Linked DNA regions of Mus musculus: regions 2, 3, 4, 5 and 6 are each linked to region 1. Evidence: chromatin loops called from intact Hi-C (ENCODE). Cell type or tissue: heart. All regions are shown on one strand.

Evidence for each region. Peaks named below come from ENCODE experiments on the same cell type or tissue, not always from the same donor. Only the 100,000 strongest peaks of a DNase experiment are listed, where the experiment ranks them.
Region 2: it touches region 1 in a loop (2.5-fold over the local background); 6 of 42 quality-filtered maps call a loop at or near these places.
Region 3: a loop joins it to region 1, with 2.9 times the contacts of the local background. A loop is called at or near these places in 11 of 42 quality-filtered maps.
Region 4: a loop joins it to region 1, with 2.1 times the contacts of the local background. A loop is called at or near these places in 3 of 42 quality-filtered maps.
Region 5: a loop joins it to region 1, with 3 times the contacts of the local background. A loop is called at or near these places in 11 of 42 quality-filtered maps.
Region 6: it touches region 1 in a loop (2.1-fold over the local background); 4 of 42 quality-filtered maps call a loop at or near these places.

What each region holds. Positions count from the first base shown.
Region 1 is chr14:8,211,060-8,216,059 of GRCm38, reverse strand. It overlaps Kctd6 (potassium channel tetramerisation domain containing 6), which reads right to left and starts at 1,979. Exons shown (of 3, transcript NM_027782.3): 1 at 1,718-1,979. In heart, CTCF peaks have their summits at 408 (motif pointing right) and 1,964; a DNase peak (open chromatin) is centred at 1,949; H3K4me3 peaks cover 2,367 bases; H3K27ac peaks cover 1,424 bases.
Region 2 is chr14:8,344,695-8,349,694 of GRCm38, reverse strand. Oit1 (oncoprotein induced transcript 1) reads left to right here. Exons shown (of 10, transcript NM_146050.2): 10 at 329-747. The coding sequence ends at 418. Among named protein-coding and RNA genes, the nearest start is that of 2610318M16Rik, 20 kb to the left of the region's middle. In heart, a CTCF peak has its summit at 2,914 (motif pointing right); a DNase peak (open chromatin) is centred at 2,894.
Region 3 is chr14:8,077,493-8,082,492 of GRCm38, reverse strand. Htd2 (hydroxyacyl-thioester dehydratase type 2) reads right to left here and starts at 2,180. Exons shown (of 6, transcript NM_001348727.1): 1 at 1,981-2,180. It overlaps Rpp14 (ribonuclease P 14 subunit), which reads right to left and starts at 2,180. Exons shown (of 6, transcript NM_025938.4): 1 at 1,981-2,180. In heart, a CTCF peak has its summit at 2,241 (motif pointing left); DNase peaks (open chromatin) are centred at 1,532 and 2,162; H3K4me3 peaks cover 1,725 bases; H3K27ac peaks cover 1,286 bases.
Region 4 is chr14:8,312,062-8,317,061 of GRCm38, reverse strand. It overlaps a transcript of Fam107a not described here. Among named protein-coding and RNA genes, the nearest start is that of Fam107a, 4.8 kb to the right of the region's middle. In heart, a CTCF peak has its summit at 2,310 (motif pointing right); a DNase peak (open chromatin) is centred at 2,911; H3K4me3 peaks cover 907 bases; H3K27me3 peaks cover 2,030 bases.
Region 5 is chr14:8,090,611-8,095,610 of GRCm38, reverse strand. Htd2 (hydroxyacyl-thioester dehydratase type 2) reads right to left here. Exons shown (of 6, transcript NM_001348727.1): 6 at 3,765-5,000. Rpp14 (ribonuclease P 14 subunit) reads right to left here. Exons shown (of 6, transcript NM_025938.4): 6 at 3,765-5,000. Among named protein-coding and RNA genes, the nearest start is that of Pxk, 5.1 kb to the left of the region's middle. In heart, a CTCF peak has its summit at 2,908 (motif pointing left); no DNase peak of the experiment used is centred here; H3K27ac peaks cover 11 bases.
Region 6 is chr14:8,298,264-8,303,263 of GRCm38, reverse strand. It overlaps Fam107a (family with sequence similarity 107, member A), which reads left to right. Exons shown (of 4, transcript NM_183187.4): 2 at 2,031-2,205; 3 at 3,598-3,754; 4 at 4,467-5,000. The coding sequence starts at 2,036. The coding sequence ends at 4,574. Among named protein-coding and RNA genes, the nearest start is that of Fam107a, 9.0 kb to the left of the region's middle. In heart, a CTCF peak has its summit at 2,837 (motif pointing left); no DNase peak of the experiment used is centred here; H3K4me3 peaks cover 359 bases; H3K27me3 peaks cover 1,518 bases.

The DNA of each region.
Region 1 (5,000 bases):
GTTTGAAAGTGAAATACTTTTTATAGTAATTGGTTCAGTGGCATCTCCTGGCGTCTTCGGAGTTAACATCCACATACAGGCCAGCACAAGTAGCGAGCGCACAAGGATAATGGGATTATAAAGCTAAATTACCACTAACTAAACCCCTCTCTCAACCTCGTGGGCTAGAAGAAAGGAAATGTAGGCAAAAAGGGAGAAAGTCCTACAAGAAATTATGAATCTTCTGACAGTATCAAACCAGAAGAATATATACTCTCCAGCTTAAGTGCTGTCAGAGTCACAAATCATAAAATTCTACTTTCCCTCAGTTTCCACCAAAATGGGTATTATGACCTTCCCAAAAGTAACCACACCGTTTAAACACAATGGAGGTAAAACTGGCCGACAGGGCAGTGAGGAGTGGCGCTCTGGATTCACGTGCAGCATGCCAGCAGAGGGCTGTGAGAACCTGAGTAGACCGCCCTTTACTACTCGCAGCATCACCAAAATTTAAATAGGTAAGTCAGACACGGTGGGCGAACATGCAGGTTAGGACCAATCTGTGTTCCCACTCTGTCCCGTCCCTGGCCCTCCTTTCCCGGAGATCCCACCGCAGTTGCCGTGAGAAAAACTAAAGGTAAAATGATGTCCAGCGTTCGCAGAGACAAACAGACACGTGAGCTCTCGGGACTTCTAGAAAGCATGACTCAGGGTTGTCTCAAGATAAAGCAGAAGACACACATACGTGTTCCGTTTAAAATAGACCCCAACTATTAAAATCCAGGATGCGACGATGGATCATAGGAGTGACCATAAGACTGCTTTCCACGCTATTGCTTCAGCTAAAATACACTTTAAAAATTTTCAAATTCTATGGCCATCTTTCTACCTACGGTATTACAAAAAACTAAGAATCCGTGTGGGCTCCTGGTTTTCATCCAAAGGGTGATTCTCCCACCCTACCTACTTAGATCTTTACTCTTTTGAAACACTTCTGGCTTTGGGCCTGTAATACCCCACCATTATTCCCATACTAGAATATCTGCAACAGCGAAAAAGATGAGCCTGCCAAGGGGGGTACATTGGAGCAGGTTGTTTGGGCTATCCCAGACATTCTTAGCTAAACCAGGTCACATCGGTCTATTTGTCTGCATCACGAAATCCTGAAACCAGGTTTATCAACTTGCTGTATGTACTGGTGTACAGAACAGAAACATGACAACTTCAGCAGAATATCCAAACAGGATCTCAGTCACGTTTCGTTTCCCCGTCCCACCCCCAGACACAGCCTCCGCTGCCATCGCCCAGCAGGTGCTGCAGGGGCTCCCCACGACCTCGCCAAGGATCACCTCTTAACACCCAGCACTAAATCGCCGTGACATCCCAAAATTCCGGTAAAAAGCTGCAATTTGTGCACAAAACCCAAAAAGCAGAGCTTTAAACTAGGGCAGTGGCGGCTAATAAACACCACTCCCCAAAACACCAACCCTTTGCCCCGCAGAGCCCGCTGGTCCCTACTCCGCGGTCTCCCGCAAGCCAAGCCCGGCCGGCCACGCGCACCGAGCCCCGAACCCGAGCCGGAGCCCAAAGCCCGAGGCGGCCGCGCGTCCCCGATTTCCCCGCCCAGGCCCCGCCGCGGGCTCGTGCCAGCCCGGGGACGCGCGGCCGCCACCCGCCGTTCTCCTCAGCCCGACTTCCCGCAGCCCCGGCCCGCAGGCCCCGCTCGCGCCCCACTCACTGCACGAGCGCGGAGGCGACCCGGCCGGGAGACGCCGGCGGCCCGAGAGCGCGAGCGCGGGGACGAGCGAGCCCGCGCCCCGCGGCGGCAGCGGCGGCGGTGGCGGCGGCGGCGGCGGCGGCGGCAGAGGGGACGAGTGAGCCGGAGCCCGGAGTTGCGGCTCCAGCTGCCCGGCGCGGGCGGCGCCTTCTCAGCAGAGTCGCGGCGCCGAGAACGCGGACGCCCCCTATCGGCGGCGCGGGGCGAAGGCCGGGAAGCCGGATCGCCGCGGGCACTCTGGGCGCTGCCGGGGCGGCGTGGTCAGGCGGGCTCTGCAGCAGTCCCGAAGCCCCGCCTCCGTCCCGTTCCTATCCCCGCCCCGCCCAGGACTCCCGCGCGGAGCTCCGCCCAGGCCACGCCCCTAACTCCCCCTCCGCTTTCAGCCTCTCCTCCTGGCCGCCAGCAGTCTCTTCCCTGCTTGCCCAGGACTCCTTCTCCGCAACTGTTTCTCCTCAGCTGTTTTCACTAAGTCGATAGACCTCATCGCATGCAGGGCTTAGAGAGAAGAGCAGCCACCCAGACCGAGGCGCGTCTCAAGACTCAAAAAAGCAGCCAGTAGACACACACAAGACAAGTTCGAATCCTGGTGAGAGCGGTCCAATAAGAAGGCTGCCTTGGCCGGGCTTGGTGGCATACGCCAGAACTCCGGAGGCAGAGGCAGGTGGATTTCTGAGTTCGAGGCCAGCCTGGTCTACAAAGTGAGTTCCAGGACAGCCAAGGCTACACAGAGAAACCCTGTCTTGAAAAAACAACAACAAAAAAAAGAAGGCTGCCTTGGAGAATAAGGGAAGATGTGACGATCTGATATATATAAAATATTAGTATACATTTAATGTTATTAATATTGATGTAATTATATTATATTAATATATACATAATAATGTAGTTAATATTATTAATGTATTAATATATAAGACTCCTGGCCTTATATATTAAGGCAGGCCATTCTGTAAAGTAATGGCTTAGAGGGACCACCGATCCAGCCTTTTAGGCAGAGAAGAGCAGCCAGTTAGAAGGGCAGAGCTAACTAACGTCATCCTGTGTAATACCTCTGAGGATCTTAGTCTGGATGGGACTGGCAAGGGTAATGTCCCTTCAGGAAGGACATCAAGGCTGCAGGGCTAATTGGATTCCATGCATAGACAAGATGCAAAAGCCACCACTTCTAGCTAGCCAGATCTCAATCCACTTCTACATGGGTGAAAAGCCACTGGCCTTAGAAACTCACCTGGGCCAGGCATAGTAAAAGTAGTGCACATCCTTAATGCCAGCACTTAGAGGCAGTGGCATGTGGGTCTCTTGTGAGCTCTAGGTTAGCCTGGCCCACATAGCTAGTCTCTAGGACAGATGAGGCTACATAACGAGACCCTTTCTCAAAAGAACAAAACAGAAACTTACCTGGTTTACACATCTGCATGTTTGTGAGGTGGTTCTGAAATCTAGTTTTTATATGTATGATCATCATCTAATATTCTATTTTTTCTCCAAAAATCAAATTGATAGGTTAAATAAGCAATGTGGACTTCAACACAATGGACGGCTACATTGACATCTAAGCAAGGATACAAACTAATTAAGAATATGGGAATAGGGCTGGAGAAATGGCTCAGCGGGTAAGAGCACTGACTGCTCTTCCGAAGGTCCTGAGTTCAAATCCCAGAAACCACATGGTGGCTCACAACCATCTGTAATGGGATCTGATGCCCTCTTCCGGTATGTCTGAAGTCAGCTAAAGTGTACTTATGTATAATAATAAATAAATCTTTTTAAAAAGAATATGGGAATATGCTCCTGCAAATCAGGACACAAAATCATACATACAGGACCCCAATGTTGATTTTAATACATACAGTACCCCAATGTTGATTTTAATACATACAGTACCCTAATGTTGATTTTAATACATACAGCACCCCAATGTTGATTTTAATACATACAGTACCCCAATGTTGATTTTTTTTTCCCTATTTTTTTGTTTGTTTTGAGACAAGTCTTCTCTGTGTAGCCTCGCTGTGCTGGAACTCACTCTGTAGACCAGGCTGGCCTCAAACTCAGAGATCCGACTGCCTCTGCCTCCCAAGTGCTGGAATTAAAGGCGTGCGCCACCACTTCCTCACCCACCCTCCCATTCCCCCCCCACCCCCCGGCAGCCCCTACTAACATTGATTTTTTTTTTAAAGGAGTACACATAGACAAAAACTTTGATGACTAAACCATTGAACATGGTATTCCAAGGCAACAGGATACAAATGTTAGTAACTTTTGCAAAAGATTTTCTCAAAAATTATGTGTATTTAAAAATTTATATATTTTGCTTGCAATGTATGTAAGATGCTGCCTGTGCTACTTTCAATGCCTGTGCAGGCCAGAAGATGGTGGTGCATCCCTTGGAATTGACCTTATAGACGGCATTCTTAGCTACCATGTGGAGCTGGGAATAGAACCCTGGTCCTCTGGAAGAACAGCCATCTCTCCAGCCTCCACTTATTGCTTCTTAATGTTCTTCTGAATTTTATTTATTTTCTACAATATGTGGATATTGGACTTACAGTCAGAAAAATACAATGAGTATGGATGTTTGTCTTTGTGGTACTAAAGACTGAATCCAGGACAGTACAAACTAAACACTCTCTGTACTGCTAAACTATACCACTTGTCCCATAATGTATTCTACAAAAAGAAAACATAGAAATCACTGATGATCAACATCTCTCGGATTTGGCATCACTACAATTGAACTGCTTTTAATTTACTGGTATCTCTGGAAAAGTCACCTCCCATATTTCTCCAAATAAAGACCATATATATATTTAAAGACAAGGTTATCACCAAGTAGATCAGGCTGGGTTCAAAGTCACAGAGATCTTCCAGCCTCCTGAGTGCTGGGATCTAAAGCATGTACCACCACACTTGGATAGGTCTGATCAAGGTTATATAGATAAAATAAATTACGTTTTCAAATTTATAACTTAATACAGTCACTTTAATTTTTGTATAATAATGTTTTACTCCTAGTTTTAATAAGGCTGGAGGTGTGTTTAGATTTCTTGTATGAATAACCACAGAGTCCAAAAGCAATGACCATTCATATTCTCACCTAGTCTTTATCTAATTTTTTCCATTTCTCTGCTGACTAAGCTTACCCACATTGAACTGTATACCACTTCCGTAATGACAGGCATCACTAACTGGGTCTTTCGCTCCTAACATGACATCGGTAAGTATGATGGGAGCTCTCAGCTCT
Region 2 (5,000 bases), 130 kb before region 1:
CAAATGCGCACTGTTACGATCCCCCTTCTCCATGCTGTTTCGGTCATGATTTGGGATTCTATGGGAGGTTAGTGGGGGCTTTGGAGGAGAACGGCAGCTCCCATGCTTTCCCAGTCCTTGATGAGCCTGTGGGGTGTAGTAGGCTCTGACCCCATTGCTGAGACCCAGAGCAAGTTGTGGTCCTGCCCTGAGCTTCTGGCCCCATCTGTAAAATGGGGCTATGGCAGAGTAAGTGAGCCCTCTGAGACTCAAAGTGCAAATGCTTTCTCCATGAGTCCTAGACAGCCTTGACCACTCAGTGTCTGAAACATCTCTCTTCTCTCCCTAGTTCTTAAAGAACAACCCAGAAACAAACAAATATGACGGATGGCCGGAGTTGCTAGAGCTCGAGGGCTGTGTGCCACGGAAAGTAATGTAGGGTGGCCTAGGGAGCCAAAGAAATGCCCAACGGACTTGAGAGCAGAACCCAGGAGTGCTGGGTCTATGCTGGCAGGAGCTGACTGGGAGGAAGAAAGAAGCCATATGGTACGCTCTGATCATCCCCTGCACACAGTGACTCACTTCCCGTCTAAGGAAGCAACAGCCTCCCACTGCCCCATAGTGGCCATCTTGAGGATGGGCGGCCATGGGGCCTGTGGAACCGGCTGTTGGTAGAGAGAACAAGACCTTCCAAGACTGCCATGGTTGTCTCCAGAAGGACTGGCTGCCTACACTTACTTGAGCAGAATTAAATTCTATTTTTGCTGATTTTGAACGTTTCCCATCTCTCCCATTGCTGTGATTCTCCCTGGGAACATACTGGTCTAGTCTCAGTTAACAAGGGGCCTGGTCTGGACAGGTAGGAGACAGCTCATTTGGCAGCTGGGATGGAGCCTGAAGCCTAGTTTCCTGGAATTTTGGGCAGGCAGGAATGAACTTGGTTCCCAAGATGGACAGGAGCAGGGGAGCCTAGAAAACAGGGCACACAGACCGTCATCTTGATGTGCCCTTTTAAGGCAAGCCAGAGCTGGAGCAAAAGAGGAAGGGAAAATGTCTGCAGTACTAAACAGGTCTCTAAACATCTGCCTGGCTTTGGGGTCCCGAGAGGCAGAATCTAAAGGAAGCATGCAAGGACAGGCATTGTGTTTGGGGTAGGGGGCGGCCAATCAGGGGTGTTATTAACCCTACTGCTGGAGACTAGAGTGAGCTTCCACCGTGAACTTTGGGACTCTGTAGAGCACACCGCACAGAGATGGCATCCTTCAGACTTGGTGGGGGGGTGCTGGTGGTGTGCATCCCTGGACACTTCTTATCCACCCCATGCAGGGACAAGAGGCCACCTGTGTCTGCACAAGGGGTCAGTGGCCAAAAGATGTCAGTGCCAGCTGACAAGTAGGTGCAATGAAGGAGAATAATCAAAAGACATGCATGGTGATAAGACTATGGATTAGGATCCCTAAGAGGGTCCAGTTCTCAGGTTCTAGACCAGTGGTTCTCAACCTGTGGGACATGACCTCTTTAGGGGGTCATATATTAGATATTCTGCATATAAGATGTTTATATTTTGATTCATAACAGTAGCCAGATTATACTTAGGAAGTCTCAATGAAATAATTTTATGGTTGGGGTCACCACAACATGGAGAACTCTATTAAAGGGTCACAGCATGAGGAAGGTTGAGAAGCACTGCTCTACATCAGATCCTAGAGGTGCTCATAGAATTGTGTGCTGAAGACTTCGAGCTTTACTGGGGGAGAGCCCCAGTCTTGAGTGGTATCTAAGCCCTGCCAGGGAAGACTTTACATGGGACAAGGCCTGGTGAAGAGAAGACGTTGGGAACCCTGGACCAGGGGCCATGGTGGTGTGAGACACAAGTGCCAGTGTGAGAGCCTTGAGTGAGCTGAGCTGAGGAAGGAGATAGCTGCCCAGCCATTCCAGTAAGCGCCTCTGTTCCAGACTACCCTAGAAGGTCTTCAGACCTCAGAAAACCCCTGTGCCCACACCAGTATAGTGCATCAGAAACCCACCATGGGAGGAACATGGCAGCCAGTTTTCATGAACACATTCCTGAAAAGGCATATTTACAACGAGCAAAGATAGCCTATAAGATTTAAAAGGAGCCAATAAAGTCTCCAAAAAGCAAGTTCATGGTTAGCGTATAGGACTTGGCAGACAGCCCTTAGCAGTGGTCACTATTTTCAAGGGACCTGGGTGGCCATCTGGGTGTATGTGGAGACACTGTGCACATTACACAGGGTACCAGAGGAGGTTGAGACCATGTAACCAGCTTAGAACTGAGTAAGGAGACTCCCTGGGATGAAGGAGCTTGGCGAAGCAGCAGAGGAGGGGGGAACAGCACTACCGCATCCAGGTCCTCTCACCTATGATGGCTTCAAATGGTAGCACCCACAGGAGCCCTCTGTAGAGAGCCTAGAAGTCAGCTAGCAGCAGTGGAACGGAGAGGTGTGTGTTCGGATGGGCAGACCTGTCTGCGAGCAAAGCCTGGGAGGACTACAGGGTAAGTGGATGAGCTGAGTGCCAGTTTTCTGTGCATGGCAGAGAGCTTGGACCTGGGACAGTGGTGTCATGGATGTTTAAACTAGACATGGAATGGTTAGGTCTACCATTTTTATAAAACTCCATGTTATGTCGCGGCCAGGAGGCCGAGAAGCTGCACAAGATATGAGCTAAGTCAGGAGAGGCCATGTGTGTGGTCTAATTCAAAAGGTAAAATGGACGAGACTTGGGGTTGACTTGCTCATCGCTGTAGACAAGCCTCCAAGAGTCTCTGCGTGCTGATGCTGGGCCTCAGGATTTGAGGCTTGTATGGGCTTCCTGGCTCCCTGCCAGGGCTAGGCCTGTTGTGTACCCTGAGAGTGACCTTAGGCCAAATGTGACTTGAGCTCTCTTGAAGCTGCAATTCTGATTCTCGCCAGCAGATGGCAGCATAGGAATGAAAGGGAGGAGGACAAGGTGCCTGGCTCTTAACTCTTGGAAAGCGGTTTGAACTGGCTCTCGGGGTCTCACCAAAATGAGAAAGACTCAACACTTTATTGGCATCATGATAATAGCAGCACCTTGCCACTGGAGAACTGCAGACTCCTAGAAGCTCTGCCCAGAGCCAAACATCAGTACTACCTCACTTTATCCTCAAGGTATCATGGAATAGGGACCACAATATTCCCTTTCACACAAGAAGGTTCAGAAAGGTCAAGTGTTCTGTCCAGACCCACACAGGTGAAGTGTCTCCCAATAAGACCAGGAATCCCACTGTCTGTCACCACCTGAACACACCCTTCGGATACCTTCACTCTGAGGGAAGTGTTCTCTTCCCCTCCTCTCTTCACTGCCTCTCCTCTTCTCTGTGTGCCCCTGAATGCCTCTGATGACATTTGAAAATTACACAGAACCTTGGGGACCACACCCCAGCCCTATGCCATTGTAGCTTTGGGAAGAATAGAAACCAGTTGGTCACAGTGTCTCTTTCCGAAGCTTGCCCCCTCTGTGGTCCTGGTCATCTCCCACTGGTTACTGGAAAGGAGTAGCTATTTATTTCCATTTTGCAGATGAAAAGCAAGAGGCTAGGGGGTGTGGAGCCACCCGGTGAGAAAGTACCAAGAGGGACCCAGAATCCTGGCCCTCCATTTCCCTGAGGACAGTCCCATACCTCCAGCTCTCGTAGTGTGGTCTGGACATTGCACTGGGTCCTTCTGCCCAGAGCTGGGCTTCAAAGGCCAAAAGAAGGCTCAGTCACTAGGCCCCCATGCAGCCAGTAAACCTGACTTCAGCAGGAGACCAGAGAGATGAGGGAAATGTAATGAACGTGTGGCCCTCCTTCCCTTCTACTTTACCAAGAGCAAGGCCAGTGGATAATTAGGAGATGGAGGGCGACTTCAGGTTGACTGCTCCAGCAGATGGCCATCTGGGCCCTTTGCAACCTCTCTCCCAGCAGGAAGGAAGCTGAGCCCATGCCAGACTGTACTGGAGAAGAAAGGAGTGCGGAGCAAAGGCACACAATGTGGGCTGGAGAGAATACAGCACAAGAGCTATGGAATTCAAATTTGTCATGCAGTGATGTATGTGTGAGTATGTGTGCATGAGTGTGCATATGGGTGTGAGTGTATGTGAGTGTGTGCGTGTGTGATTGCATGGGTGTATATGTATATGTGAGTGTATGTATGTGAGAGTGTTATGAGTGTGTGTGTGCGCACGTGTGTGAGCATGTGTGTGTGTGTGTGTGTGTGTGTGTGTGTGTGATGTGCATATGCATCCCACAGATGTATGCATATTGAGGCCAGATGTTGATAAGACGATTTCCAATGTCACCGTTCACTTTGTTTTTGAGACAGCGTCTCTCTGTGTTAGGGTTAGAGGAACAGACGTGATGGAATGAATCTCTGATAGAATGATATGTACCAAAGGGGTCATTATAGTGGCTTGCAGGCTGTCATAGTGGCAATACTTGGTTGTCAACTTGATTACATCTAGAACTATCCAAAACCCCCAAATGGAGAGGCATACCTGTGAAGGAGTTTTGCTTAACCCGAAGTGAATAGATCCACTTCTAATCCAGATCTTGAGGTGGGAAGGCAGACCTTTAATCCTTTGATCTGGGTAAACTCATGTCTAATCTGGGCCAGGCCCACTGCTAGAAACCTGCACAAGGACAGATAGAAGGAACTTTTGCTCTTTGCCTGATTGCTCTCACCCTCACTAGCAAATCCATTCCTTCACTGGCAGCAGAGCCTACCTTAGGAAACTGTTGTCTCCTGAAGACCAACTAAGACATCCAGCCTCGTGGACTGAATGGATTAGCTGGACCACAGCCTGTAAGTCATTCTAACAAATCCCCTTTCTGATTATAGAGAGATATTTATTTGTTCCATAAGTTCTGTTATTCTAGAGAACCCTAATATAGCTGAGTTCTGGCTCACCCAACAATGGCTGTCTCCCAATGGAAAGACCAAAAATTTAGTAGCTGTTCAGTCCATGAGGCTGGATATCTCAGCTGGAACTTGTCA
Region 3 (5,000 bases), 130 kb after region 1:
TAAATTAAAGATTACTTAGGGCTGGATAGATGGCTCAGCTGTTAAGAGCACTTGTAGAGAAGCTGGGTTGATTTTCCAGAAGCCACAGGGTGGCTGACATCAGTTTGTACCCTAGTTCCAGAGGATCCTACACTCTTTTGTCCTTCCTGGGCACTGTAGCAACATGGTACAGTGGCACAAAACAGGCAAAACACTCATATACATTAAATAAAAATAAAGTAACCTCAAGAAAATGACTTAATGACTTCTGCATAGGCTTGAGTTCTCAGAGTAAGACAGTTCTGCCCCATGCAGGCTGTACAGAGATGGAGGTGCCCTCAGATCAGGCATCACACTCAACGCTGTTGGTGCCGTCTACTGACAGCAGGAATGTTCACAAACATCTTACTAGCAACTGCCTCTTACCTGAGCTTTCAATCTCCTGCCCTCTCTCTAAGCTACACTGCTGCCACTGTGGGGTTAAGCTACATCACAAGCACTGTAATGCTCTGAAGTTTAAACATTGTAATGTAAGAGTAAGGTCTAAGCCTTCAGGGCATGGCTCCGATCTCTTGTTCAGCGATTCCTCCATGGCCTCAGTTTCTGTCCTCTGTGAATCAAAAATAAGGACATGGCTGCTCCTGGGTCTGGTTAAGGAGAAAGTTTACTGTAGCTATGAAGGAGAGCACAGCCAGAGGTATCTGGAAGGGTCCAGCCTGAATTTGGCCAATAGAATAGACTGGCCATGAAAAGAGCAAGAGAAAGAAGAGGGACCAAGAGTGTGCAGGATTAAGAGATGCACCAGAAGCCGGGTGTGATGGCGCACGCCTTTAGTCCCAGCACTTGGGAGGCAGAGGCAGGTGGATTTCTGAGTTCGAGGCCAGCCTGGTCTACAAAGTGAGTTCCAGGACAGCCGGGGCTACACAGAGAAACCCTGTCTCGAAAAGCCAAAAAAAAAAAAAAAGAGAGAGAGAGAGAGAGAGACCCACCAGGAGACTGCATACATAACGCATAATCGAAATGGCTGACTTACATAGGAAAGAGAAGCTGAGGGAAGTGAAGCGAATCTCGGGAGCTGGAGACGAGAGGTTTAGGGCAGGGGAAGGGGTGTGTCAGCCAAGACCACTCTAACAGGAACTTGTGAGTATGGGCTGAGAGAACCTAGAGGCTAGCATAGACTTCGATATACTAATAGGTAACCATCCAGGTTAATGGAGAAGCAATACGGCTTTTGCCAGAAATAAGACTCCTTTTAGGAAGTAGGAACCACCTTCTTAAATCCCTGAAGGAATCCCGACCTTTGTCTAAATGCCGGATTTTTAAGGAAAGGATTAATTAATTTGTTTGTTTGTTTAGCGTTTATTCCTCTGTGTAACGGAGTCCTGAAACTCACAGATCACCTGCCACTGCCTCCTAGGCGCTGGAATTAAAGGCGTGTTGAAACAATTTCTTAAGACCTAACACTCTGGGCTTCCTCCTCCTCTTGGCCTCGGCATCGCCTCTGGGTAGCCACGTGTCTCACACTCTCCAGCCTCTCTGATCTTACTCAATGTGTCCCACTGCCCATCCTATCTATTATGGTACCATACCCTCCTTGCCTAGTTCTTGCAAGTTCTCCCCTTCTGCTTCAGTGTCTGCACTCCGAAACAGAGATCTGCTTCATACCCTAGTGCTTCTCACGAACTCACGAACCGGTGTCTTGAACATTTGGGGGACACAAGACATAACTAAAGCAATTGTTTAAAAAGCCGATCCCCTACTGCCGAAGAGTAAGATTGTTCCCAACCTTGCTCCATTAACAATCGCTACTGACTTTGCGCCCACATCAAGGGCAGTGAGCCCAGCAAACGGCCGGATCAGCCCTCCCGGTCACCGCCTGTATCCGGGACCTAAGCCGCGCTGTACAGAGCCCGGCGGTGGCTCTCAGACTGACACTACAGCAGCGAAGAACCTGAGGTCCGCCACACTTCCACCTCGTGCTCCCGCGTCGCGCATGCGCACCTGCCCCGCGAGGCTAAACCGCCTCGGCCCAGGACGGAGAGGATCACTGGAATAACCGCGTTCCTGACTCTTGCACGCCGCTAGAATTCGGCATGGGTCGGAGTTCCCACGCAGCAGCCCAAGTTCGGACCTGGAAAACTGGTGATATTTACATTCGCACCGCCCCACAGACGCATAACAGGACGTGGCGTCACCGCGCCGCGTCGGTCACTGAACTAGTGCGTAACCCTCAGCGGGGGCTGAGGACGAACAGGTTCTGCGCCCTCTAGCGTCCACCCTCGGAACTGTCGTCAGACACTCTTCATGGTCATTTATTTCTACATTTATGCTCAACAGGTTATATCAAACAACCCCTCTCCTTTCTTGCTTTCTCTTTCTTTTTCTTTTTTGCAATGCCAGGGATCAAAACCACAACCTTGTCTATACTAAGCAAGTCCTCTACCACCAAGCTAAATCTGAGCCTTGCCATCTCAGGAACATCCGTGTCACGCACTAAAGACAAGATCGTCTGTCAGTTTCCCAATGTGGCTCCTAACATACACTAGAGATTCTGTTTTGATGTGGAAAAATCCAGCTGCTCCTATTTCCAGATGTAAGTAATTCCACTTCTGTATCTAATCACCAAGTCAGAATCCGTTATGCATTAGCGACTATTCTGAGTGCTGGCAACTCCGGAGAATAGGATATGGTCCTTGTATTCATGTGACATACCGTGTATATTTAACAGTTATAATAGCAACTAATATTTACGTTTGGGCCAGGCATTGTGCAGAAGATTTCACGTAAGTGATCTAATGGAACCCTCAAGCAACCTTAAGGCAGCTATTATTGCAATAGTCCCTGTTTTACATAAGGGAACTGAAGGCCAGAGAGAGACTAAATTGTCTGCCTTTGATGGTTGCCAGTGTTAATACAGATTATCTGCTTTGGCCAGTATGATATTTGTATATGCTAGGCCCAGGGAGTGGCACTGTTGGAGTAGGTGTGTCACTGTGGGCGTGGGCTTTAAGACCTTCATCCTAGCTGCCTGGAAGCCAGTCTTCTGCTAGAAGCCTTCAGATGAAGATGTAGAACTATCACCTCAGCCTGGAGGCTGCCATGCTCCCACCTTGATGATAATGAACTGAACCTCTGAACCTGTAAGCCAGCCCCAATTAAATGTCCTTTATAAGAGTTGCCTTGGTCATGGTATCTGTTCACAGCAGTAAAACCCTAACTAAAGCAGCCAGTGTTGTCCAGACTAGTTCAGGAGCACCATCTTAACCCAACTGCCTTCTGAGGTAGTCTCTGGGTATGGGAACTTGGTGATGGCTCATCACCATATTGCAGTCCTTGGCACCAGTGGTCACACAGCTTGAGTTTACTAAAAAGATGAGCGTTGATTTGGCCTGAGTGGGACACAGTAGTGATGGTAACAGTATGCCTTGCACAGCCAAGCCTGTGCCCAGGTAAGTTGGGGCCTTTCCTGTAATTGGGGAAAAAAAACCTGATATTTTTGTCCCCTAAGCTTTCATTCCTGCCTTGGCCATGCTCTGAAGTCGTGGCCTCTGTTTCCTCTCCTTCCTGCCCAGAGGAAACAAGGCTTGTTGGGGAATAAGGGGGAAAAGCTAACACAGACCCCAGAGAGGGGCATTTTCTTTCTCAAAACTAGTTTGTATTTTGGTAATTATAGCAGAATTTTAGCAGAACTATTGTATCTGACATGAATCGGAAGTTATGGTACCTAAGCTTTGAAGAAATCTTTTGTCAGTGATTATTATCTGAGATTTTATGAGTGTTTTGTTTTTGGTTTTGGTTTTTGGTTTTTGGTTTTTCGAGACAGGGTTTCTCTGTGTACTCCTGGCTGTTCTGGAACTCACTCTGTAGACCAGGCTGGCCTCGAACTCAGAAATCTGCCTGCCTCTGCCTCCGGAGTGCTGGGATTAAAGGCGTGCGCCACCACGCCCATCTTGAGTGGTGGTTTTTTTGTTTTTGTTTTTGTTTTTTTGTTTTTTTTTTTTTTTTTAGACTCTCAGAGTCTTTGCATAACTCAGTTCCAGGATAGGCCTAGCAAACTAGGAAATATCTTACGGCTGAGATTTGCTTAGGTGATGGGTTTTTCTAGACAACCGCTAAATAAGACAAGAAGTCTTGGTATGCAGAGTTTGACTTGCAATTCTGTAACAATAGAAACAACTTGAAGCTGGAGCTGGGGAGGGCAGAGGAGGGAGGCTGAGACACAGAGCAGAGGAGGTGGCAGGGGGACTGGTCAAGTCTGGATGTCTATCTGAGGGCCTGCCCCCCCCCCCCGCAAATTGACAACAGGCTTATACCCAAGCAGGACCCCTAAAAGTCCCTGAAATGCCGTAGTTGCCAGAACTGTGCTGGAATCTGTCCTCTGCTGCCAACCCAGCTTCTTCCCTTCTTGTGTAGACGGATCACCAGCGACTTCTTGCAGAGTTGTAAGGGGGAAAAGAGCTGATGCACTGTCTGGTATCCAGGAAACTATAGCGGGAAAGAGTCTCTCTGGGCCAACAAACTACTCTTGCCAGGCCGTGTGACCCAGAAAAAAAACAGACGCACATGCATTTTGGGTTTAATCTTGTTAATCCAGAGTTGAGGACAAAAGAGATACTTTGGAAAAATAAGTACTTTGCTGTTTAATCCTTGTTTTTTTTTTTCAATGAAATTCTATTATTTTACTAGGTACTATGATGTATCTGGATTAACAAGAGAGCCCTGACAGAATCCAGGCATCAGGGAGATTCCACAACTTTTTAAATTTTTGGTGCAAAAATGAAGTTTTACCCAATGGTCTTTGAAACCCACCTGCAAGCCCCCCTTTGAGTTTCTTAAATCTCCTCCCACAAGTTCAGTGTGGGGTTTTCTCTCTTGAACGTTTAAGTGTAACATCACTTTAAATCAAACCACACAAGGGGACTGCCTAGATGGCTCATCAGATAAGGGTACTGACTGACAAGCCCAAGACCTGCGTTGTATCCCTGGTACCCACATGGTGAAAGGGAAGAAAGTTGTCCTCT
Region 4 (5,000 bases), 100 kb before region 1:
CTGTGGACGTGCAATGATTGGAAAGGAAACACGCGGCGGGCTTTTGAATTTTGTTGATGACAGGTGCTCATCTCTAATTTTTTGTTTGCCTATGCGCAGATAAGCACTGTATTTTCTACTAGGAATACTTCAAAAGTCCTTTATTCAAATAATAATATGAACGAATATATGGTCAGCATAAAAAAATTTGGAAAAACATAGGGATATACAAGAATAGGACAAAATGCCTTCGATTAAGGCTTGGGATGTTTCTTTCCTTTAGGAACTAAAACTCCTACTGGTCGGGGTTTTAGGGAAGGTGAAAATTGCCCTCCCAGGATGTGATTCGAAAGAGTCAAGGAACTTGGCCCTTTTGCTTTTTGCCTTGGACAAGGAGCAGGTCTCAGCTAGTGGTCAGCTGCAGACTATGAAGCCAGAAGTGCTAGGGCGGTTTTGCTGTGGTGGCTGCTGCCTGGGACACCAGGGTGCCTAGAGCTCATTGTTTCAGAGCCTCGCCCCTGCCGCGAGAGTTAACGCCCACCAAATTAGTAAGTGGTTTGAACAAGGGTTGCCTTAAGCCCCCTTATGTAAGACAATACCTAGCCAAGGTTTCAGAACGGACTGCACCTTCGGGGTGGGGGGTGGGGGTGGCAAGGTTTAACCCATCCCAGCCCGCACGGAGCCAGTAACCTCCAATCAAGGAATCAGATTTCAAAAGTTCCCATAAAACTGGCAGCAAGATCGCTAATAGGAGGAAGGCCTTGAGCTTTTCTCTAGCTGGAACTGCTATTGTGGACTGTCTTTCTCAGCTTTCGGCAGACAAGTCAGATCTCCAAGGGTCGGTCACAGGTTGGTCCATCCCACCCCCGCCCCCACCCTCACCGCCCCACAAAGCGACAAAGGCCTCCTTGAGGACCGGGTGCTTACAGATGGAGCACTCATTAAAAACACCAAACATTGTCTAGTTCCATCTTCGCAATGCTAACAGAGCCCCTAAATACCCTCTCCATTAGTAAGTAGATAACCCCAGAGAGCTGCAACAGCAGCCCATGGTCTTTAGCAAAGAATCTTTCCACCCATCTCAGAGGTAGAAAACACTTTCAGACTCAGGGCTACTTCTCCAAAGTCAGCCTGTCTTCCTAGGACAGAAATAACGGCAATGATTCGGTCCATCTGTTGCTGTCATTGTCTTCATAAGGCTCTGCCCCTGTCATCTGGCCGTCCTGATTCACTCCTGTACTCATCCATCTGATCATTATTGGCCTCAACTACGCACTCTGTCTTATGGGAGGGACACAGGATGCGTAGATAGACAGAGCAGGCATGACCTTCTCCTGGGGATGTAAGCAATACCCACTCCTGCTGGAAAACGACGAAACTGGAACTCAGATGGTAGCATGATTTGTCTATGACAACACAGACAGTTAGGGATGACAGTGAGATTCAGATCTACAGCCATGAACTCAGGAATCATTCTCCCCACTGTTCAACACAAAGAAAAACAGAGGAACTGGAGTGAGGTGCCCTTTCAATGTCCCCAGGAGAGTATAGTATGCAATGGGAGAGAGCAATCGTATCCTTGGATAGCAGCCTTGAGCCTCACCCAAGTAAGAGTATACTACTAGAAAAACACAGAGGAGTATAGTGCCACTTGGAGGGTCATTGCAAGCCCAAGGCTAGTGTGGGTTACTTAGTGACTTCTAGGCCAGCCCGTGTGACCCTGTGTCCAACGAAAACAAGCATAACAGCCATGCAGGCATCCACAGCTATTTGGAGAACTTGAGAAGCCAAAGGGACAGAGCTTGCCCCCATAATCTTATGCTAGTCACACTAGCAGCTACGACCGGCTACTAGTCATACTCGAGGATGTTGCTTTCTTGTTTCCCCATGCATAGCTGACCTGTTCATTTGCTTCATACTGAATTTCCAAGTTTTCACTTGAATGGCACTTTGATGCTATTGCATGCGGTATTAAGATGGTAGCTGCCACTTAGGCAGGTAGCCCGACTCTGGTCCAAAGGATTCCATGCCCTATGGCCGCTGTTCATCAGAACAATTGCCCCATTTTAGAGATGAGGAGGGCAGGTTGAAAGTCACCTAGCTGTTCAGCCATGGATCCAGGGTTGGTGTCTGGGTTGACACCAGATACTCATAGCCCCCCTGACTGGAAGAACTCACTATGTGATATAACTCATGCTCACTCATAGCTAAAAAGGTGTTTATTGTCCCTTCATAAATGTCTCCCTGGCATGTGTTACTGCCACCCTAGGTAGGAAGGCTTCTTTCTTGCCGTGTAAATAGCAGGACACTTCCCCAGGGGGCTGTATTCTTTGTTAGCCACCAGGGGGCAGAAAACCGCCAATCCACTACTGCTACCAAGGAGCACTACATTAAAAAAACAACAAAACAAACAAACGAACAAAAATCTGGACCCTGGTGCAATTTGAACCTCCTGTATTGTAAATAGTTCCAAACATAAAATGGATGCTGTTGTACTAAACACCTCCATTGCTTCCCTGATGTTCTCTACCACCATGCAACCATGGGCATTCTGAAATTGTATGGGTTACTATGATCTTCCCATCATACCCATGAGGAGAGAGAGAGAGAGAGAGAGAGAGAGAGAGAGAGAGAGAGAGAGAGAGAGAGAAGCATGAGAATGTGTCCTGGTTTGTCTCGCAGCAAGACAACTAAAATAAGGGTAAGATCACTCTTAGAGACCAAATTCACTACGCCAATGGCAGCAGGTTCAGCTTTCAGAAAAAAAAGGACTCTTGGTTCTTGCTGCCCTGCCCCACTTCCTGTGTTCACGATTGAAATCCCTCCCCACCCCCACCCCCGGGGGGGGGGGGCGGTAACTGTTTCCCAGTTCAAACTTGGAAAGGCAACTCTTCACCAACTTCTAATCTCTCTGTGGGCCCCATGGCAAGCTCTACTGCCAGCAAGCTCCTTCCCCTGCCCCAAAGTCCTTTCAGCAGAATATGTTCAGAGTGGCCAGAGAGGTGGCCAGCTTGATCCGGGCACTGTTTTTGTGGGCTTTTTTGGAGACTGAGACTCCAAAACACAGGGTCAAGGAAGAAGTTTCGAGTTGCTGTGGAAACTTCTCTGATGTTTGCCGGCCCATCTGAATTGCTTTTGACGCTACTGGACTGAAGTGAACTAAGCTGAAAAGAAAGAAAAGCTGTTTGGAAGAGTTTCCTGCACTACAGGGGGAGATGCCCCACACTCAGCTATGCCTCCCCCGGTCTTCAGGACCCTCTCCTCTCATACTTCTCAGAGCCAGGAGTGAGGGTGGCAGGGAGGCTGTGGCAGTCTCCTTCAGTCCTCCAGCCCACTATGGGGCTGAGTGAGAATTCTGCCTATCAGCTTCTAAAGCTCTTCATTTCAGAGAAGGTGGAGGGCAGAGAGGCTCCACCTTGACCCCTGAAGAGTTCTGGAACACTCTCCAGACAGGTTCATTTGCTCAGGTCTCCCTCTTCTTCCATGTTACAAATGAACATAGGATTTCATACTGATTTTCTTTTTTGTTTGTTTGGTTGGTTTTATTTGGGGGAGGGGGTTGGTTTTTTCGAAGCAGGATTTCTCTGTGTAGCCCTGGCTGTCCTGGAAATGACCCTGTAGACCAGGCTGGCCTCGAACTCAGAAATCCACCTGCCTCTGCCTCCCAAGTGCTGGGATTACAGGCGTGCGCCACCACTGCCCGGCTCATACTGATTTTCAAGACAGGTGCTTGGAAGAGGTGAGTTCCCCTGCTCTGCCTCCTTCCTGCTCTCCTATGATAACAAAGATATAAAAGAAGTACAATGGGTTTGTTCATTATTAAACCACAAACGTTACAGAATAGTAACAAAAGAATAAGGGCTTATAATTTTATTTTATCAAAGAGTAGCTCTCAAATGTTAAGACCAAGAATTCCTGAGGGCAGTATGCAAAATTCCTATTCCTGGGCCAGGGGGCAGGCCTCAGTGGTAAATAACTTATGTAGGATGCCCAAGGTCCTGCTTTTGAGCCTCAGAAATGCAGACAGATAGACGGACAGACAGACAGACACACACACACACACACACACACACACACACACACACACTTCCCTGTCTAGGCCCCCATCAAAAGTCCTGATACAGTAATCTGTGAGCCTATGCCATACTCTGGCTTGCACACTCCAGTGATACCTAGCTATAGCAGATGAGATTTATTCTCCTAGAACTGACCAGTGCCGACAGATTTGTTTACATAGAAATAGGTTCTCTATGTATGCATTTAAGAAGAGAAAGGGAGGGGATCATACTGCATGTTTTCCCTACAATGTAGGGGACATCCTTTACAGGTGACATGCTGATCTGCTGCACCCCATGTAAGGTGCCACAATCTCTGCTGTGGACAGTTGTGGTTTGAACAGTGGTGTCTCTGATTGCCCATCTCCTGTGCAGTGTCATGAATGCTCACACACTGCAGCAAGCTCTTGGTATCCATCCTTTGGATGTCTTCAGGTCAGCTGATTTTGAGCACTGCTCCCGTTGCTTCTAAGACAGAAACATGGTGGAAGCCTTTACCATATGGAGTTCAAGGGTGAAAGACAGGGATAAAATGTACCCAAAGTCACCCCCTCCCAGAGACCTACTTCCTTCCTTCTGATAGCCCATTCAACTGTGAGCCCATCAGTACACTGATCCACTGATCTATTGCTGAAGGTAAGGCCATCATGACTAGTTGTCAATAGCACATCTGGAGACGAAGCCTTCAGCACCGAGCCTTTGTGGGGAACACCTCACATCTAATCCATAGCAAGCATCTCAGTACTGGGACAGAAGTCAGGATAACTTAAGCTAAGGCCCCTGATGTTGAGCTGCCAGCCTAGTGGGTGAGCCTGTGGGTCTGCACCCATGTTGGGCTATGACAAAAACCTTAGTTGGAGCAACACAGTTGTGGCTGCACAGAGAAAACGACACCTTGCCTTCAGGTTTCTTGCCTAAATGTCCTTGGCCATCTGTTGTCCTGGTCCTGCAACCAGGACTTTCTAG
Region 5 (5,000 bases), 120 kb after region 1:
TGGGCTCATCTCTTCCTACTTAACTCAGTGAGTTCCTTGCCCAACCTCCTGACAGATGGGCTTCAAGCCTCACACAACCTCAATATTCATTTGGCTTTTCTTCCTTCCTTTTTTTTTTTTTTTTTAATTGGAGTTCTGGCCTTGAACTCTTAAGAGACCTAGCGAGCCTCCTGCCTGAGCTTCTGGAGTGGCTGACTACAGATGTTCTGTGCCTGGCTGTCTAGCATTTGAAGTCACACAGGCTGAATTCGGGAAACTCTTCTCAGACCAGAGCTGTTCTAAATCAAACAGGCTTGTGTCTCCAGTTCTGGGCCACATAAACTGATGAGGAATGAGAAAATGGGAGGCTTTGCCTCTTTGCATACATACAACTACTTGGAGGCCAGCAGAAGAAAAAAAAAAAGATTTTTATATTCTGCTATGTTGCCAAATGTTTAGACAGCTCATGGGCTGTTTATCTAACAATCTGAGGCTTGGCCAGATTGATTGAACATAATGGATTTTAGTGAGGAAATTTCTAGCCCTGACAACGGCTGTACAGAATCAGATCACAGAAGCTTGTGAAAACTCAGAATTTCCTAGGCAGGGTGGTCTTACAACTCCAAATGACTTTATTTCTTCAAATAATCATGGGATGGACACTGAGCAACAGATTTTACTCATAATAGTCATTCATATGCTAACATTTTCTATGTCAACACTGGGAAAAATATGTCCAGGGGCATAAGGTCACGATGGTTTACAGCTAAGAGCCACTTTAAAAATAATGTCTGTGGCAGCCAGGTGTGATGGCGCACGCCTTTAATCCCAGCACTTGGGAGGCAGAGGCAGGCGGATTTCTGAGATCGAGGCCAGCCTGGTCTACAGAGTGAGTTCCAGGACAGCCAGAGCTACACAGAAAAACCCTGTCTTGAAAAACTAAAAAACAAAACAAAACAAAAAAAAATTGTTTGTGGAATCTATTCATCTTGTTTAACTGATGGACACATTATTTGGGTCTTCTGCCAGCTGGTTATCCAGCACCAACTCCAAATTTTTCTGAAGATGCTGAGACTTTTGCTCTTGGCAAACCAGATGCACGAAGGGAGTAAAGAGTGAAGTACCTGGAGCCATGTGGCAGATGCTCATGCAGCCAGCCCCGAGATGGTCACACACGCAGCCAGCCGGGAGTGTAACCCAGGAGTGAGGGCACAGTGCCTGGAACTAGGTAATCAGCTAAGCCAGCACACAAGGCAGTCACAGCAGCAAGCTGCGCAGTGACAGTCAACCCCTGGTAGACTGTTTTAATATAAATCCTCAATAGAAGCGATTTAACAGCAATTTTCTCAGGGAGTAAATTGGCCTGTGAATTATACTCTAGGAACATGAAAGAAAAATGACTGATAGTTTGGCACAAAATGAAAACCCACGGTTATCTCAGAGGTGCTGGTGTGCACTTAGAGATTTCTTTTTTCTTGGATGAACACACAAGTCAGGTCCACAAGATAAATGGTGGCCATAGGGGGGCACTACCCATTAATCTAGGATTTGCTGCTGGGAGGTGAGGTGGGGGTGGCGGTGGGGTGAGTGGCATTTCAGTAATATGGAAATGCTTCTAACAGTCTGTTAAGCAATTTTCCAGTACATTAGGCTAAAATTGCTTAAGATGGCTATTCTTTCTGTGGCAATCAAGTATCACATAAAGCGCAGGCTTATAATGCCCCTAATATGGAAAGCGGTAGACAAATTGGGCTATTTCAGTCATTACTTCTGCACTCACTTCCATATGTGACCCGTACAACCAAGGCTCTCTCCCAGCGATCAGCCCCTTTCCTTGTAAGATGGTCACTCCTGGCACCTCCTGTGGGCTCCTCACGGCTGGCTGCTCTAACACAGCACAAGCAGCTCCATGGCCTTGGCTCTGAGTCACCACGTGGAGAGACTCTACTCTGTTTCTAGGGATCAAAGGTCATGGCCACCCCAGACTATTGATAATGGGGAAATGCTCTAAACGAGAAGCTACTTTTAAAGTCACAGAGTGACATCTCTCTCCACTTCCCATTTGGGCTGCATAACTTTTCTTTTGATGGGTTGGGAAAGACACAGATCTTCCTACCCCGGTTAGTGAGTCATCAGCCACTGTGCCTGGCTCTAGTTTTCTAGTCATCTAACTGATCCTTAGAGCTTCCACATTCTGAAGACAATCTCTGAATGGCATTTAGGAAAAGGGTAGGTGGCTTGGAGCAGTGGTACACATTTGTAAGCCCGAACCAGAGGGTCTTGAGTTCAAAGCCAGCCTAGACTATGAGGCATGACCATCATTGGGGGTAAAGGGTGAGAGGCAGGTTTTGGGTGGAAACCATAGGTATAAAATAGGGAAATGCTACAACTATAGCAGGGAATATCAATCTGAATGGATTTAAGAATTTTATTTTAACAAAATACTATTGAAATGGAAAGTACTCCAGGAATGAGAACACTGTAAGATCCAGTGATGAGAAAAAGAGAGCTCAAGCCTGTATCCTGGATGATCCTGAATGACCTCAGACAAGCTAGTAACTCCATCTGCTTCTGTCAATAACACGGAGCTAGTAACTTTATAAAGCTGTTTCAAGAATTAAAATTAGCCTATCAGAAATGTAAAAACCTGGTGGCTACTACGATTAATCATATCATGCTCCATTTATGGGTCTTGCTGCAAATTCCCAGTTGAAAGGTGCGTTCTGCAGGAGTGTGCACTGAAGGCCTGAGTCTAGTGACTTGCCTACAACCAAGTCATTGTTAGCTGACCTCAGCCTGCAATGCTGCCCATTCTGAGACTTACTATAGTACCTTTGCTCTTGGCATTGATTTGGGGGGTTTCTTCACCCCTTCACATACTGGAAGAAGGTACAATAAGTTTATAACTCATTTTAGACACATGACTGCCCTCTAGTGACAAGAATTCTTTCTAGTAAGCTATTCAACTGCTTCAGGACAAAGTGCCTTGCTGAGCAACCAAGAGGCCCCCCAGAATCCATGTTTACAAAAAAAAAAAAAAAAACAAAAAAAAAACACAAAACAAAACAAACAAAAAACCAAAAAAACCAGCATGGTAGCTTGTGTTTATAGATAAGTCCCAGTGCTTGGGGAAGTGGGGACAGGTGGATTCCTTGAGCTCACTGGCCAGCCAGCTTCATTTAATTACTGACATTAATGCCAGCAAGAGACAAAAACACAAAGTGAATCTTAATCTTGTCAAGAGTAATGACACCCGAGCCTGACATTTGGCCTCCACATGTACAAACAAGCACACACCCACAAAAATCTGCTTAAGATGACACAGAAGGAATGTCTTTTCCAGGAAATATGGAGCAGGTGACACACGCTCCTAAGTTTTATAATAGTAAGAGATGCCATGCCTCGCTGATCTTGTATTTCTAATCAAAGCATCTAGCTATGATCAGTTACCATTTAACCTACCGAGCACAGGTAGACCACGGCACATATTTAAGAAGTCCTGGCTGTTAGGGTAACTGTTTAATACTAACACATTTAGCACATTCTCCCCATAACTCCAAGTTCTTAAAAAAAAAAAAAGAAAAAAAGACCCAAAAGCTTGGCCTTCCTCTGCCATCACGCACTCACACCTTTGCCATCACCCACTCACACTTTTTTTTTTCTTTTTGAGACGGGGTCTAGGTAGTCCTGAAACTAGGGTAGGTAGGGTCTAGGCTGGTGTCAAACTCAAGAGATCCTCCTGCCTCCTTTATGTGTGTACACACACACACACACATAAAGGTATATACACACACACACATATAATAGTTTTATTGTTGTTGCTTTTTTTGTTTTTTTTTTTAAGTAGATCCACGTTTTCAAGAGCGGGAGAGAATTAGAACCCTTAAAACAGCACCTTTACATTCCAGATGCTTTCCTTCGGTTTTAAAATACTAACAAACAGATTGGCCAGCTCTCTGAAAGATCAGCATGTTAACCTGATCAATGTAGAACAGCCAACTTCCAATTCAGAAAAGTCACCCAATTCACTCATGGGAAGCCACATGGAAGGAGAACACTGGCTAATATTTCTAGGCCCGGCCCTCTGATGAATTCTGTTTCTATTATTTCCAACAATGCTGCCATGCTAGGACTTTATATAACTGAGTCGTGGCTGCATGGAAACCCCTCACCAGTAACAGCAAAACCCTGAAAGGCAAGTTACAGAGAAATTTGAATTAAATGTCATTTTTTGTTTTTATTGGTTTGACAGGGTCTCTTTATGTAGCCCTGGCTGTTCTAGAACTTGCTACGCACACAGGTTAGCTTTAAATTCTGCCTGCCTCTGCCTCCTAAGTGGGAACTAAAGGCCAGTGGCACCACATGCAACAAAAGATTACATCTTGGTGTAAGGAATTATAAGCCTAGCCCAGAAGCCGCTGAGAAAGGGTCTCAGAATTAGGTGTTCAGAGATGGCTCTACTTGCATTGCTGCAGTTATACTTGCATTGCTGCACTTGGTATACATGGTGGTATAAATCCAGCAAGAAAATCCCTCAACACTGACGTAGACGTTATCAAATACAAATATAACTGTTTCAAATTCTGAAAGTAAAACATGAAGATAGTCTTCCCAATTTAAAAAGATTTTTATCTTACTATTATTGTATTTGTATTTTGCTTGCACGTATGCATGTATGTCTGTGTACCATGTGCAGGTAGTTTCGGCACAGGCCAGAAGATGGTGTTGGATCACCTGAGACTGAAGTTACATACAGTTGTGAGCAGCTATGTGGGTATTAGGAATTGAACCCAGATACTCTGGAAGAGCAGCCAGTGATCCTAACTGATAAGCCATCTCTCCAGCCCCTCTCAATTGTTTTTTTAATTGGAAAAAAAAAATCCAAACCTTGATAGACAATGAGATCTTGCACATATTTAAGTCTGGACAAACCATGCACCAATCTGGAAGTCTCCCCTTCCACACACAGCTTCTGGATATACCAGCATTCCTCCAGGAAGAGCAGCAGCCCACCTCCCCGG
Region 6 (5,000 bases), 87 kb before region 1:
TTAGACCTCTGGTTCCCCAAGATCAAAACCTCAAGTTTTATCACCAATTACCTATCACAAATTACCAACCAACATTACTGAGTGTTCACTGAATATTACATCAAATACTATCTATGTTCACCACACAGAAAAGGCTCAAACCTACCAGCCAGGCCAGCTGACATGCACTGGTTAGTCCTGCTAGCACTACGGAGGTGGACAGTGTCAGAAAGGGGGTTAGGGTGCTTCCGAAAGCCCAGCCTAGAAAGGAGGCAGAATCTGCCCTAACATTTTCTGTAATTACTCTAAACTGCTAATCACTAATCGCTAATGGCTAACAGCCAGGCAGCGACTGTCGTTGTTGTCGTCGTCGCCCCACCCCCCCACCCCGTGACTTGTTTTTATAGAACTCTCCTCCCTCTGCTCCCCTCCCCCATTTCATTTCCTCTCCTCTCCTCCCCTCCTCTCCTGTCCCCTTCCCTCCGTCTAAGCATTTCAAGTATCAGGAGCTGTCTGGGGCAGAGAAGCCTTTCTGCCTAAATCTAAAGTACATTGACAAATATCCAGGTACTTGGTAGAAGTGGGACACATGAGTGTGGCAGGCAAGACAGTAGCCGTGTGTTTGTTACAGGGGCACAGCAGCATTTCACATACTATTCTCTGGTGTGGAGAATAGGGAACCGCACCTCTGCCATGACATCAGAACTATGGCTAAGGAGGTAGACAATAAGAGATGATGCTTTCTTTTATCATAGCATTTATCCAAATTGTCTTTAACTGCTACAGATTGTACACGCGCATGCACACACACACACACACACACACACACACACACAATTTACACCTTTTCCTTTCCTTACACAAGTTTGTTGAAAAGCAGAAACTTAAACGTAGTCCTTTTTGCTGTTTGGTATTTTTTCTCTTCTGTCAGTGTCTTGTCTTAGTAAGAGTTCCCAGCACACAGCAACATGCCAGGCTTTTCCCTGGGTGCTGGGAATCTAACTCAGGTCATTATGTTCACATTACTATTTCTGTGATGAGACACCATGATCGAAAGCAACTTGGGGAGGATAAGGTTTATTTGCCTGGCACTTCCACATCACTATGTATCATCAAATGAAATCAGAACAAAAACTCAAACCAAGCTGGAACCTGGAGGCAGGAGCCAATGCAGAGGCCATGGACAGGTGTGGCATGCTAGCTTACTCTTCATGGCTTGCTCACAGGATGCTTTCTTATAGCACCCAAGACCACCAGACCAGGGACAGCACCACCAATAATGGGCACCCTCCACATTGGCACTTATTACGAAAATGCCCTACAGGCCTGCCTCCAGCCTGTTCTCATGGAGGCATTTTCTTCAATTGAGGTCCCCCCTTAGATGACTCTAGCTGCTTATGTCATGTTGATGCGAAACTATCAAGCACAGCCAGTGACTATGTAGTTATATGTACTCGTGTGTGTGTGTGTGTGTGTGTGTGTGTGTGTGTGTGTGTGTGTGTGTGTGTGCATAGCCACATGGAGGCCAGAGGTCATCCTTGGATGCTATTCCCCAAGCACTGTCTACCTTGCATCTTGGAACAGGATCTCCCACTAGGACATGAGGTTCACTGATTAGGATAACAGAGTGGCTGGTGAGCTCCCCATGTCTCTACCTCATGGTGCTAGAGTTCCCAGCACACAGCAACATGCCAGGCTTTTCCCTGGGTGCTGGGAATCTAACTCAGGTCATTATGTTCACATTGCAGACTCTTTGCTGATTGAAACATCTCCCCAGTCCCGTGACAGCTACTGTGAGCCTTGGTCTCTATTCACTTCTGAACCCCACCTCCCAGAGAACATCATCTCCAATAATCACAACAAGCTTTTTCCCCTTGGTGGAGTGACCGTTTCCCACAATAGAGAGGCAGAAAGCAAGACTTGCATTATCAGGTAGCTAACCCAAATTGCTCAGAAGCCACTGTCTGTGTGAGAAAGCCCCCACTAAGCTGCACCTCAAAGGGTGGGCTGGAATGTGGGACGTGAAGTAACGTTACTTCCCATTACTACAGCCTCCATGTACTCAGAGATCCAGAGGGAGCGGGCTGACATCGAGGGACTCATGGCCAGACCAGAGTACAGAGAGTGGAACTCAGAGCTCATCAAACCCAAGAAGCTGCTGAACCCTGTGAAGGCTTCTCGGAGCCATCAGGAGCTGCACCGTGAGCTGCTTATGAACCACAAAAGGTAGGGTGGCATCCAGCTGGCTGGCTTAGAAAAATGCTTCTTAGAGGGGCTGACCTAGCCATTGCCTGGAACCCCAACAGGGTCACCAGAAGAAACTGTGTGAACCTGAAAGCCCTACCCATTTGCTGTGTGCTTAGATGCCCTACTGTGTGCAGGGCACCATGCCCACACCTAAGATACAAAAGACGGAGACCCAGTTTCTGCCCTCCCCAGGGGAAAAGAAAGTTGCTGGAAGCTTTAAGTGAATGTGGGACCCCAGAGGGGCTACTGGGATAGGGGGACTATCTATATGACATCATGGAAGAGAGGATATCTAGAAGGCCTAAAGCAGGGGCAAGAGCCAACCCTGCTGAGAGATGGGTCGTGTTGGCAGAGAAAACTGGAGAGAGAGCACATAAATATTGTAGAGGGTTCAGGTAGTGATGGCTCTTTCTCAGCCACACCCTCTGTTGGGGGAGAGCATGGCAGTGAAACACAAGAGTCGGGGGTGGGGGGAATGGGCTATGACACATCTGTGATCAGCAATCACAGGATGTCAAGTGTAGGAGAGGGTGGCTGAGGGGCCCTTGAGAGGCTAGAGGCTAGAGGCCGAAGCTTATGGTACCTTCATGGCGCCCTCTGCCGGCTGGTTGTTGTATTGGAGCTGGACGTGATTTCCATTCTAAGTCATGCGACAGATACCGCTGGCACATGGAGCTGATTTTGGGTTTGTTTTCTACTAATATTATAATATTGTCATGTTCTCAGTTGTTTTTGCGATAATCATTCATTTCAGTATCAAAAGTACCACCACGATGGAAAACAGCTTCAGGCAAACTGAAATATTTGCAATATAAATAAATTCTATTGAAAATTACATATACAGTATGAAATATTCATATATTCGTGTACCTTAGTCTACCAGGAAAGGGTAAGCAAAATGAGTGGGATTCATATGCAAATGGGAAAATGTGAATGCTAGAAACACTTTAAAGTTCATTACATGTGACTGGTAATTAAGGAAACATGAAAACCAGGCATTGTTTTTTGTCTCCTAGACTTAAAAGAGTTGGCTTGTAAAATGGGGGTAAATATATATTTTTGTAAGGAAATTAAATCCCATGAGATTTTAAGAGAGCGAAGGCCAGCATTTCCGCCATCAGAAGCTCTAGTAAAATATCCAGCAACCATGTGATACCTGGTCTCTGTCTGCAGCCGGGTCTGAAATTCTCACTCACCTGTTGTACTGCACCTGCCCTGCTGTGTTGTGGGAGGGGGGCCTCTTTGCCTTTCTATATAGCACGGGGCAGTGAGATCGCCCCCTTCCGGTGTTTCCCAAACGCTCTAAGAGATAATACAGGGACTGTGTCCCAGGCTAGGAAAGAGTCTCCTCACTGTTCTCCTTACCCGCAGGGGCTTGGGTATGGACAGCAAGCCTGAGCTGCAGCGAGTTCTAGAGCACCGTCGCAGGAATCAGCTGATCAAAAAGAAGGAGGAGGAGCTAGAGGCCAAGCGGATGCAGTGCCCCTTCAAGCAGGAGCTGCTGAGGCGGCAGCAGAGACTGAACCAGGTGGGTGGGAAGCGTCCAGCTTCCGTCTGAGCCTCCTCCAAGAGGAAGGTCAGCATGGGACCTAGAATCTACCTCTGCCCTGCTGTGTTACTCTAGTCCAGTGGCATCACTTCTCTGACCCTCAGCTTTCCTGTAAGGTCTATATCCTGGAAGATAGATCTGCTCCCCGAAATGCCCTGAGAGCAGGTGGCATTTCTATTTCATAGGTGGGAGGGTCTGGGGCCAGAGGAAGATGTGATTTGAACCAGTAAACAGAGACATCTGGGTTCTTGTGTTTTGGGAAGGCTGGCTGGGGACATGGATAGTGACAGAGATGAGGTACATTAAGGGAGAGGAAAGCACTCTCCAGAATGGATATGGGCTACAAGATCAAAACCTGGGGCTGCCAGCAGCCTGACCCTTGAGAGGTCATTTGCACATCACCTCTCCCCATATTCGGAGATGGTGGGATTTCCTCTTGGGTACTGTTTTGATAATGTTTCCTGAAGTGAGGGTAGGGGGTTTTTTGTTCATGTTAATCTTTATGACCCTCTTTCAAGTGTATACTTGCCTGATACATACCCCAGCTTTGGGGTGGTTTGTAAAACCCAACCCAGGCTTTCCCCATTGACAGGACCCTTGGTCCAATACCATGGCTTTTGAGAATAGAAACTCTACCCCCACCTCCAGAACCAACCCTGCCAAATTCACTCCTTGTGTTTCTCCGCTTCAGCTGGAAAACCCACCACAGAGAGACGAGGACCACGCCCCTGAGTTCATCAAAGTCCGGGAAAACCTACGCAGAATCACCACACTGACCAGCGAGGAAAGAGCACTGTAGAGCTCCCTCCATCCAGCTCCTGCCACTTACTCTGGCCCAGCCCTCCTCCAGCCAGTCTGAACCTGAGGACCCTAGCCCACAATGCTGCCAGCAAGGCACACCTGAAAGGCCAGCTATTCCTGGGAAGCTGGAGACACACACACACACACACACACACACACACACACACACACACACACACAGAGGAAGGTCTCTGGACTTTTCTTTCTGAGCACCTAGCCTTCTTGCACCAGAGAGGAAGCCACTGCCAGGAAAGACCTCCAGAGGTGCCATCCCCGATCAGACTCACTGATATTTCCCTAGCAGAAGTGAGGAAGAGGGCCAAGTGTCCCTCCATTCTGCCTCAGTTGCCCAATAAGGCCTATTTCTTGGAGCAGCTCAGCTCCTAGTGTTGGGAACAGCTCAACTCTGGCTTAGCCTGAGGCC